2 separate regions of the Homo sapiens genome follow, and region 1 is linked to region 2. The links are chromatin contacts, found by Hi-C or POLR2A ChIA-PET in ENCODE. All regions are on one chromosome and are shown on one strand. Each heading gives the region's core, a stretch centred on a gene start or an enhancer-like site at or near the end of the contact. The rest is flanking DNA. Distances are from core to core; before and after follow the strand shown.

Region 1 (4,483 bases), core at 1,268-3,767, 48 kb before region 2:
TGTAGTGTGATCATAGCTATGTAAATATACAAAAGCAAGATTAGAAGTGTGTATGACAGATGGAAATATGCCAAAATGTTAATAATGGTTATGAATAAGAGTTTGGTTATATTGTCATTGTTATTAATATTTCTATACTTTTTCTTTAATGATCAGATTCAGTTCTACAATAAAAATAAAAACTACTATTTTTAAGCTATTAGCACAATCACTACCAATATAAAAAACACAGAGCATGTCAGATGACTTAGTAACCATAAAACAAAATCAACTAATGAAGGAAATTTTTAAAACTTTTGCCCTGTAGAAAAATTGGTGATTCCAATGCTGAAGCCACTTGAACTAGAGAGTAAATGGCCTTGACCCTTGCCTGAAATACGGTTTTTGGGCCGGGTGTGGTGGCTGACACCTTAATCCCAGCACTTTGGGAGGCCGAGGCAGGCGGATCACTTGAGGTCAGGAGTTTCAGACCAGCCTGGCCAACATGGCGAAACCCCCATCTCTACTAAAAATACAAAAAATTAGCCAGGCATGGTGGTGTGCACCTGTAATTCCTGCTACTCAGGAGGCTGATGCAGGAGAATCACTTGAACCCGGGAGGCAGAGGTTGCAGTGAGCCGAGATCACGCCACTGCACTTCAGCCTGGGTGACAGAGTGAGACTCTTGTCTCAAAAAAAAAAAAAAAAAAAAAATGGCTTTCACTGAAAAGGCAGGGGTATAGCAGTGTTTCCCAGCCATGATTAAGTGCCACCAATCATTAAAAAGGACCCTAAAGATACTATCATAAAGCCATTTCTCTTCAAGAAACTTTAAGATGAAAAAAATTCAAGAAGAGACATATTTGCTTTCAATAGGATGGCTCTCTGTACCTTACTTGGCACAAAGTAGGCGCATGTGCTCCTATGCAAATGACATCATATTGTTTATATTCTCCTGTACTTTGCTTTGTAGCTCAAGCAGTATTGTGGAAACTACATAATAATTTGTTTAGAGATTCATATGTATGTATCAAAACTAGAAAGAAAAGTAAGCAAAAGAAAGGCATAAAGTCTAATGAGTATAGCTTCTGAGCTGGGGAAGCAGAAGGCATGGGCAATGAGATTGGGGCCACACACATGGCTGAAAAGATTTGAGTAAGATTCTGTATGTTACTAGGTGGGGGATACACAGGAGTTTACTTACGTTATTTGATATGTTATATGTGACACTATATCTTTCTGTGTCTATAAATATTTTATAAATAAAAATGAAAAACATTTCTTTGTGTTAACAGGTTAAGATTCCGTTAAAAATTGAAAGCGAATCAAAAGAAGAAACTTTGCAACCTTGGAGGCCCTCTAGTGCCCAAATCAGGTAAGTACAGTTAATATCTTCAATTCTTTTATATGATTCGCTCAAAATATCATTTGCTTAAAAACAGAAATTAACAGCAAGATGAGGCAGGAATGCTATATGCCCAAATTTATTGAAGTTAAGTGGTTCATTTTTACACCAAATCTTTAAAATGTTGCCATACTGCTCTTCACTCTCTTTGAAGAAATGACCCCAAATAATATGTTTTGATTCTTTAGAAAGAATATTTCATACAACATTTCAAAATTTAGATATACGTATCAAAGAAGAAACAATCCTAAATTGTTGTGCCTGAATATTTTAAATTAGCTTTCTTCCTATATCCTTCCTTTAGATTTTTAGAATTATTATGTGTAGTAGCAATGATTTCCTTGCAGAATGTATGGAAGAATCCAGCCCACTGACTCCTTCCTCAGGACGAAGCACAGCACGACAGCCTTCAAGTTCCTATGTGTAAAAGTGATTCCTCTCGGCTGGGCGCGGTGGTTCACTCCTGTAATCCCAGCACTTTGGGAAGCCGAGGCGGGCGGATCACAGGGTCAGGAGATCGAGACCATCCTGGCTAACACAGTGAAACCCCCTCTCTACTAAAAATAGAAAAAATTAGCAGGGCGTGATGGCAGGCGCCTGTAGTCCCAGCTACTGGGAGGATGAGGCAGGAGAATGGCGTGAATCCAGGAGGCGGTGTCTGCAGTGAGCCGAGATTGCACCACCGCACTCCAGCCTGGGCGACTGAGCGAGACTCCGTCTCAAAAAAAAAAAAAAAAAAAAGTGATTCCTCTCTGTTAGTGATCTGCCGCGTCTCAGATACTTTACAAACATTATTGATCCCCCCACGATCACCTTGCTTGGTGGCATTTTTTTTCTCACAAGTTTCAGATGAAGAAACTGAAGTCACAGAGATAAAGTGACTTGCTCAAGGGCCCCAAGTGAGTCAATCCCCAAAATCTCCTTTGTGACAAACCACATTTCTTTTAGGAAGCAGGTATCTTTCTTCTTCAGCAATGTTCAATAAAAGCCACGTTTAAATTCCTTCATTTATGGTAAAGTCCATCATCATGTTTCATCCTTAGTAATAAAACAAGTGAAATAATCATGAATGGAACTCACCGACTTGTGTTTGTATAAAGAGGCTTAGAGTACCGCTGCTTGGCTAGCGATGCGATGTCTCCCAAGGGGTTGTCAACATCATCAGCATTTGTAGACTGCACATGACCACTGTTAGAATGGAAAGGAAAGAAGGCATATATTTCTGTATAAGAAACATAGAAGAAACCATTGAACAGTATTCTAACTTCCAAAGGAAATTTATTTGCCAAAGTAGATCAAAGGCTCAAAATGCAAAATGTAAAGCATAATGATAGAACAATTTTCCTTAAAAAATATAAAGATAATTTTCTCTTCTTCAGAATGAGCGGTGGCATGCTCCTTGATCTTAAGTTTGAGCCAGAGTGACAGTAAGGGCTGTTTTGTGTTTCTGAACAAAGAAGCGGGCTGTTCCTGCAGCCCCAGCACAACTCCTTTGGAGACCGGCTGGAGGCTGGGCAAGGAAGAGGCTGGTGTGTGCCAGAGATTATAAGGCTCCTGGTGAATGGAAACCCTCACAGGTGCAGAGGAGCTTGGGCAACAAGCCACGTGCCCCTGGGCCTGAGAGAAAGTTGAGAGGCTGAGTTAATGCCAATCAGAGAGTTTCAAGGACTTCTGGGGCCACTGGTAGAAACACTAGTCAACTGCAGAACTGAAGAGGCCGAGTAATGAGAGGGGTGGGCCAGGACTAAAGGTCCAGATCCCTCCTCCATATTCTTGGATCTACTTTGTTTTGTTTCAAGGTTCTTCTTCCATCTAAAAACCAGGAGAAGACCCCAACTGGCAGATAATGTACTTTTTTTTGCCATCCATGGAAAGCCGGCATTAAATGTAGAAATTAAGAGGTGATATTTCCATGCTGTTAATGAGCATCTCATCCCTTCTGCAATTATAACAGTTTTTGTGATTCATAACACTCAATAGTGGTAGCATCCAAGGTATTTTATTTCAAAAGGTAATGTATTTGGAAAAACAGAAAAATACCACTCTTTCTCTCTTTCTTTCCTTCCTTCCTTCTTTGTTTCTTTCTTTTCTTTCTTTCTTTCATCAAAATCAAACCTTAGATGGGACTTCTGACATTAAACAGGCACTGTGTGCCACACAAACATTAGAAATGTGTTACAATATATAAGTTGTCTTAAAAAGTGAATACAACATGCGTGAGCTGAAAGCAACTACAACCAAAATATAAATCTAAAATTTTTTTACAAGACTGAGAAACATTACTTACGTATAGAGAGGAATATATTTACTTCTAGAACTTGAACTCACACTTCAAAAAAGAGAAGAGAGGCAACTGGGTTATTTATATTAAGTTAATAAACATCAAATTATTACAGTATTTCTCTAATTAAGACAAAAGCCTTCACAGATATCTCATAGGAATTGTCCTTTAAAGGTTTGTGATTTTAAACAGAGACTATTTAAGGATGTAGTTTGCTTTCTCCAGAATGTCAAATAAATGGAATCATATAATAAATTTTTGGGTCTGGCTGCTTTCAAAATGTATTTCAGATTCATTTATATTGTTGTGTGTTGTGTTTGTTCTTTTTCATTGCTGAGTAGTATTCCATTGTATGGGCATACTCTAGTATCTTTATCTATTTACCTGCTGAAGGGCATCTTGGTTGTTTCTGGGTTTTGGAGATCATGAATAAAGCTGTTATAAACGTTCACATATAGGTCTTTGTGTGAGCTCTTGGAAGGAACATTTACGTACAGGAGGCTTCCACTGTGAATAGTATGCTGAAGAATTCTGAGATGTGGCAGTGCTGACTAACCCACATAGCTTTTCATTTGCCAGCTGACTTATAATCAACAAATTAAGTGGATCTATGTAAACTGGAATAAAAAAATTATCATCTCCCTGAGCTATTTGCCATTTTACCACATGATATGTAAATTAAAAATACCAATATACCAATAAAGTTTTAGAACTAACATTCACATGTTAAGAATTAGTAGAAAAAAATTACATTTTAAAAAATGTATTCAAATGGAATTATCATCAACTTCAGCTTGCTATATGAACAAGAATCTTTT
Region 2 (4,709 bases), core at 2,106-4,605:
CTGGAATTCCATCTCCTGTTCTGTTGCAGTTCTTCTGATAGAATTTTTTGCCTTTTTATTGTTGTTTGAAATCCTGTGTCTGGTCTGGGAACTCGATGTTGAGGTTTCACATCACTAAAATCCACTAGGGTTGGTATGGTTCTGCCAATGCCAGGATTTAAATCAGCATCACCACCAGGACTCATAAACCCTGAACAGGAATCACCTAAGGTCACATCATCCCGAAGTGGAAATAATGGATAATGTGGCCCATATGGTGGGGGATAAGGATCATGTAAATGATAGTCTGGCAAAACTGAAGGGGGATAAGGGTGAAATTTAAGAAAAGCAGGGTTGCATTTCTTTTCAAACCTGCCATAGTTATGTCTGTTCTCAAGACCTTTCACAAAAGGCATGTTCATTTTTCTTAAGAGATCACAATAGTGTGGGTAATCTATATTCTCAACAGTTCCTGAAAGGATGGACCTTTTAGAGATACTTATCTTTCCAGGTGTGTCCTGAATTTCTACATCCATGGCCTTTTTCTTTAGAATTTTTGATAACTATAAAGTATTTCTGATAATTCCTTTATATTTAACTATATAAACTCTATTGCCAATAACTAAAGATCTGTGTTAAACTAGTATAAAATTGACACAGCTTTCTAAATGTTGGCAGATAATTTTGTTTTTCTTTTTAAGGCAAATATTTTCCTCCACCAAAGGAAGAATAGGGCAATGAAGGAACATGACATAAGGAGAATAAAGCAGAGCCCTTGTTGCCTGGCAACGGCTAGAATTCTTAACACATTGAACCATTTATTATGTACATCACAATTCTTAAGAAAAACAAAAATAGCCTTGGTACTAATATTTCCATGATACTTTTCTCCCCAGTGCTCAGGAAAGCTGTGTTCATTTACTTATTTTAAAATTTTTCCATAAGTTGGTATTTTATGGGTATAAAATATATTTAAGGAGTGTAAATAAAGCAGTTAATTCAGTGACAATACATTTCTCAAAAGTATATATGTGACTACAATTAAGTATTTATATATATAACACTTGCTATCTAATTAAATGTAAATCTAAATGCACTACAAAATATAAACATTACTAAAGTTAAATTGGTACATCTAATTTTTTTTTTTTGGTGGAGTCTCACTCTGTCGCCTAGGCTGGAGTGCAGTGGTGTGATCTTGGCTCACTGCAAGCTCCGCCTCCCAGGTTCACGCCATTCTCCTGCCTCAGCCTCCCAAGCAGCTGGGACTGCAGGCGCCCGCCACCATGCCCGGCTAATTTTTTGTATTTTTAGTAGAGATGGGGTTTCACTGTGTTAGCCAGGATGGTCTCGATCTCCTGACCTTGTGATCTGCCCGCCTCGGCCTCCCAAAGTGCTGGGATTACAGGTGTGAGCCACTGTGCCCAGCCCTAGTATATCTAATTTTTAAGAAAAACAGAAAATTATAATGAAAGTACAGGTACATCTTTACATGCCCTAAATTATCTTTACTTCCCTTAAATTTGCCATGGTGTCCAGAGTAAGAACAGTAAGAGTTTTAAGTTCATTTTAGGAAACCACAATGGGTATCAGTTAACTGTCTACACACAAAATATCATTTAAATCACTAATGTATTGGTTCACTTAAAAGCTCTTTCACCTGGATAATTTCATCTTGCATGAACTACTATAAGAGGAAATGCAAATATTAGAATTTGGGGTAAAAGTTCACATCATCCTTACTGCAGCAAAAATGTTAAAACAGGCAAGATTCTAGCTTTGAAGAGTCAGGCACATAATCGTTAATCAGGCCAACTGTCAAGGGTGATATGTTTGGTACAATCAGAATGCCTATGCCCCATTGAAAGTCTTTACAATTTTGAGATATACTATTAAACAAGTGAGATTAAATTAGGTGGTTAGGCTGTCAGTTTTAAATCCTTCATCCAGATCATAGCATATCAAGTGACAGTTTTTAGTCCACCCATGATCACTCATTTCTTCATATCAAAAGTGATAACTCACTTGTAATTAGGCATTCTACATTTAGTTGCTCAAACTTCATTCTTCAATGTATTTAAACCAACTGCTTAAGATTTATTTCTATCACAGCTCTGCTCCCATTAAGTAAATCCTTCCAGCAGCAGAAAAGTAGAGGCATGAGTCTCTTTCAATTTCTCTAAAACAAGTTCTAGCTATAAATGGCCTCTTAGGCTGTGTATGGGAAAATAATAACCCCCATAACTTTGTACTTAGAATGGATCCTTTACAAGAGACAGATTAACAAGAGAAAAACAGATGTTTATTAATATATTTCATTTATATATGAGGAACACCCAGAGAATGAGTAGTTCTCAAAGAAGCGTCTTTGAATTCCAGCTTGTATAGCATCTTCAACAAAGACTAGGAAATTTTTAGAGATGTGACAAAGGAAAAGGACTCTGAGTCTCTACAGGCAGTAACTTGGGCTAAGCAAACAAATAGCAGACAAAAGATGGTTTAAAAAAAGCTAATATTAATTCCTCTGATATCATTTCAAGGCTAATGAGGGTCTGACGCTGTCTTCAGTGGTTAACCTTTGTTCTCCCTGGTAAAGGAGTGGGGCAGGATACCTTTTCTCTTTCTAATCTATGTCTTGCTTCTGGGTAAAAAGAGGGCAGGTGGACAGCTCTCCTGCATCTGCTGGTTCTTGTCTTCAGGGCAGCAATCCTTCATATTTGAGAAGGTATATTCTGGTCTCCCACACAGGATAGATGGTTTTGTATGTTTTGCTGAATTTAGGTGACACTATAAGATGATCTTCCGGTCTATTTTAGAAAGTAAATTTCATCTATGGTTATTTCCTCTGTCCTTCCATCAAGCTTCTTTCTGAGGCTAAAGGCCTTACTTACCTTTAATTCCCACTAAGTGTGTATTGCATTTATCTCCCAATTAAGTTCCACACATCCATAAAATACTATCTGCTGACATTACTAGATCAAAGCAGTCCACTGAGGGCTTTACACGTCTTAACTCATGCATTCTCACTATCTGTTGTTCGAAACTGGGCCCCACATCTACCACCTGGCTCATAAAAAGGGCTTTTCGATCATAAACGCTATGCAAAGGTAAAAGCACGGGATTTGGGGCCCAACGATTCTCTCTCAGCTCTAGGATCTTGGACAAATCACTGATGTTCTTGAGGATGCCCTGCGTGGCTGTGTTGTCCTGAAGGCCCGGGGGCTGCACAGCACAGTTGGCGCGTGTAGGCCCCACCAGCTATGTGGAGACACAGGCTGACCCCTAGTCTACCACCCCGGCGGAAGTGGGAGCACGTCCATCAGGTCCGTTGTTCCGGTCCTCCGCCCGCCAACTTCCGGCTGCAGGTGGGCGCGCGTTGCCTAACGACCTTCCGCGCGGACGGTGGGCAGGCGACGGCGGCGTGTGGATGGAGGCCTTCGCCCTTGGCCCAGCGCGGCGGGGCAGGCGGCGGACCCGGGCCGCCGGCTCCCTGCTCTCTCGGGCCGCCATCCTCCTCTTTATCTCCGCCTTCCTGGTGCGGGTGCCCTCATCAGGTGAGGGTCCGCGCCGCCCTGCCGGCTCCGCAGGGACAACCGCAGCTTCCCCCACTCTTCGAATTGCCTTTTCTTGTGTCACGTGCATCCGTTTTATATAGAGACACCTTGCTCACTAATACGTGACAAGAAAGGCTTATTTTTTATGGAAGTCGTACAAAGTCACTCTGCATTTGCATAGAGGAGTGAATGACAGGAAATTAAGGTATAGATGGATCACTACGTCACCCACAGTTGAAGTTTTACAATTAAATTGCTTTGTTGATAAACTCCCCAATTCAGTCCATGGGTCATCTGCCAGGTTTGCATTTCAGTGTGTGAACTCTGTAATGATGAGATCAGTGTCTTTCAAATAGGCAACCTGCTGCTTTCAAATTATCCGTGATGGTGGAGCGCCATCTATTGGTTTTAGCTGTGAAATACAGGAAATAATGCGATTTTAAAGTTTTGACCTCTAAAGAATTGAAGTACTTTTCTATACTGTTTTAAAAATACATGTAAGATACTGATGAACAAACACTGACGAAGGATGTGAAAGTTTAATTGAACTGTTATTTAACTAGAAAGGTTTTGGCTGCATTCTAGACTCAAAATTCTAGACCCAAAATTGATAAAATCACAGAGATTTGCTTCAAATGAAAAAAGTTGTTCAAATAAGGAATAATGAAAAAAAGAAGTCCTCCAAGAATATAAATGTAAAAGGTTTGTGGAGGTAGGTAGGGGATAGGGGAGGAGAAAGGAAACAAATGGAGTGAATAGAGATTTAAAAATCAAAGTCCAGGCATCAGGAATCCAAAGATTATTCTTCTATAAGTATATGAATAGCCGATAGCCATCAATTGCCATGTAGGAGAAAGATGCTTCTTGGATATGGGTCGTGGTCGTGTATTAGGTGTGAAAGGGTTTTTATTTTAAATTTTTACCTGGTGATCTTTTGATGAAATAATAAGATTAGACCTATGAGATATAAGAAATAGAATAAGCAGTTAGTATCTTGTAAGTGATGAATAGTGAAGGCCTCTTATATAGCATTTTACAATTTATACAGTATTCTCATTTTCTACAGTAACTGTAAGGATGGAATTATTATTAGTCCCATTTTACATATAAGAAAACTGAAGCTCCTAGAGTTTAAAGTGATTTTCCTAAAACCAGTAAGTGGCAGAATTAGGATTT

What was found. Hi-C counts contacts between places; a loop is a spot of excess contacts on that map. ChIA-PET counts read pairs that join two places held with the same protein, here RNA polymerase II (POLR2A). Pooled maps may share reads with other maps.
Region 1: a map of B cell shows a loop between it and region 2 (5-fold over the local background). The contact joins the enhancer-like site here to the promoter of ZPBP in region 2. A Hi-C loop is called at or near these places in 8 of 168 maps with a recorded cell type or tissue (B cell, CD4-positive, alpha-beta memory T cell, CD8-positive, alpha-beta T cell and 4 more), 8 of 37 single-sample maps with no recorded cell type and 14 of 50 pooled maps. POLR2A ChIA-PET finds 5 or more read pairs at or near these places in 1 of 52 experiments (activated CD4-positive, alpha-beta T cell).

Annotation. Positions count from the first base shown.
Region 1 is chr7:50,139,370-50,143,852 of GRCh38, reverse strand. SPMIP7 (sperm microtubule inner protein 7) reads right to left here. Exons shown (of 9, transcript NM_001161834.3): 6 at 3,672-3,713; 7 at 2,465-2,572. Among named protein-coding and RNA genes, the nearest start is that of SPMIP7, 46 kb to the right of the region's middle. Within about 2 kb of position 2,517, at least 2 of the 41 ENCODE cell types and tissues checked have a DNase peak (open chromatin) inside an H3K27ac peak, as active enhancers do; they include B cell, where a contact is called at or near this core.
Region 2 is chr7:50,091,892-50,096,600 of GRCh38, reverse strand. ZPBP (zona pellucida binding protein) reads left to right here and starts at 3,355. Exons shown (of 8, transcript NM_007009.3): 1 at 3,355-3,533. The coding sequence starts at 3,407. LOC124901630 (a long non-coding RNA gene) reads right to left here and starts at 3,322. Exons shown (of 2, transcript XR_007060321.1): 1 at 2,871-3,322; 2 at 2,260-2,786. SPMIP7 (sperm microtubule inner protein 7) reads right to left here and starts at 718. Exons shown (of 9, transcript NM_001161834.3): 1 at 1-718. The coding sequence starts at 515. RefSeq lists silencers at 3,262-3,421, 3,502-3,551.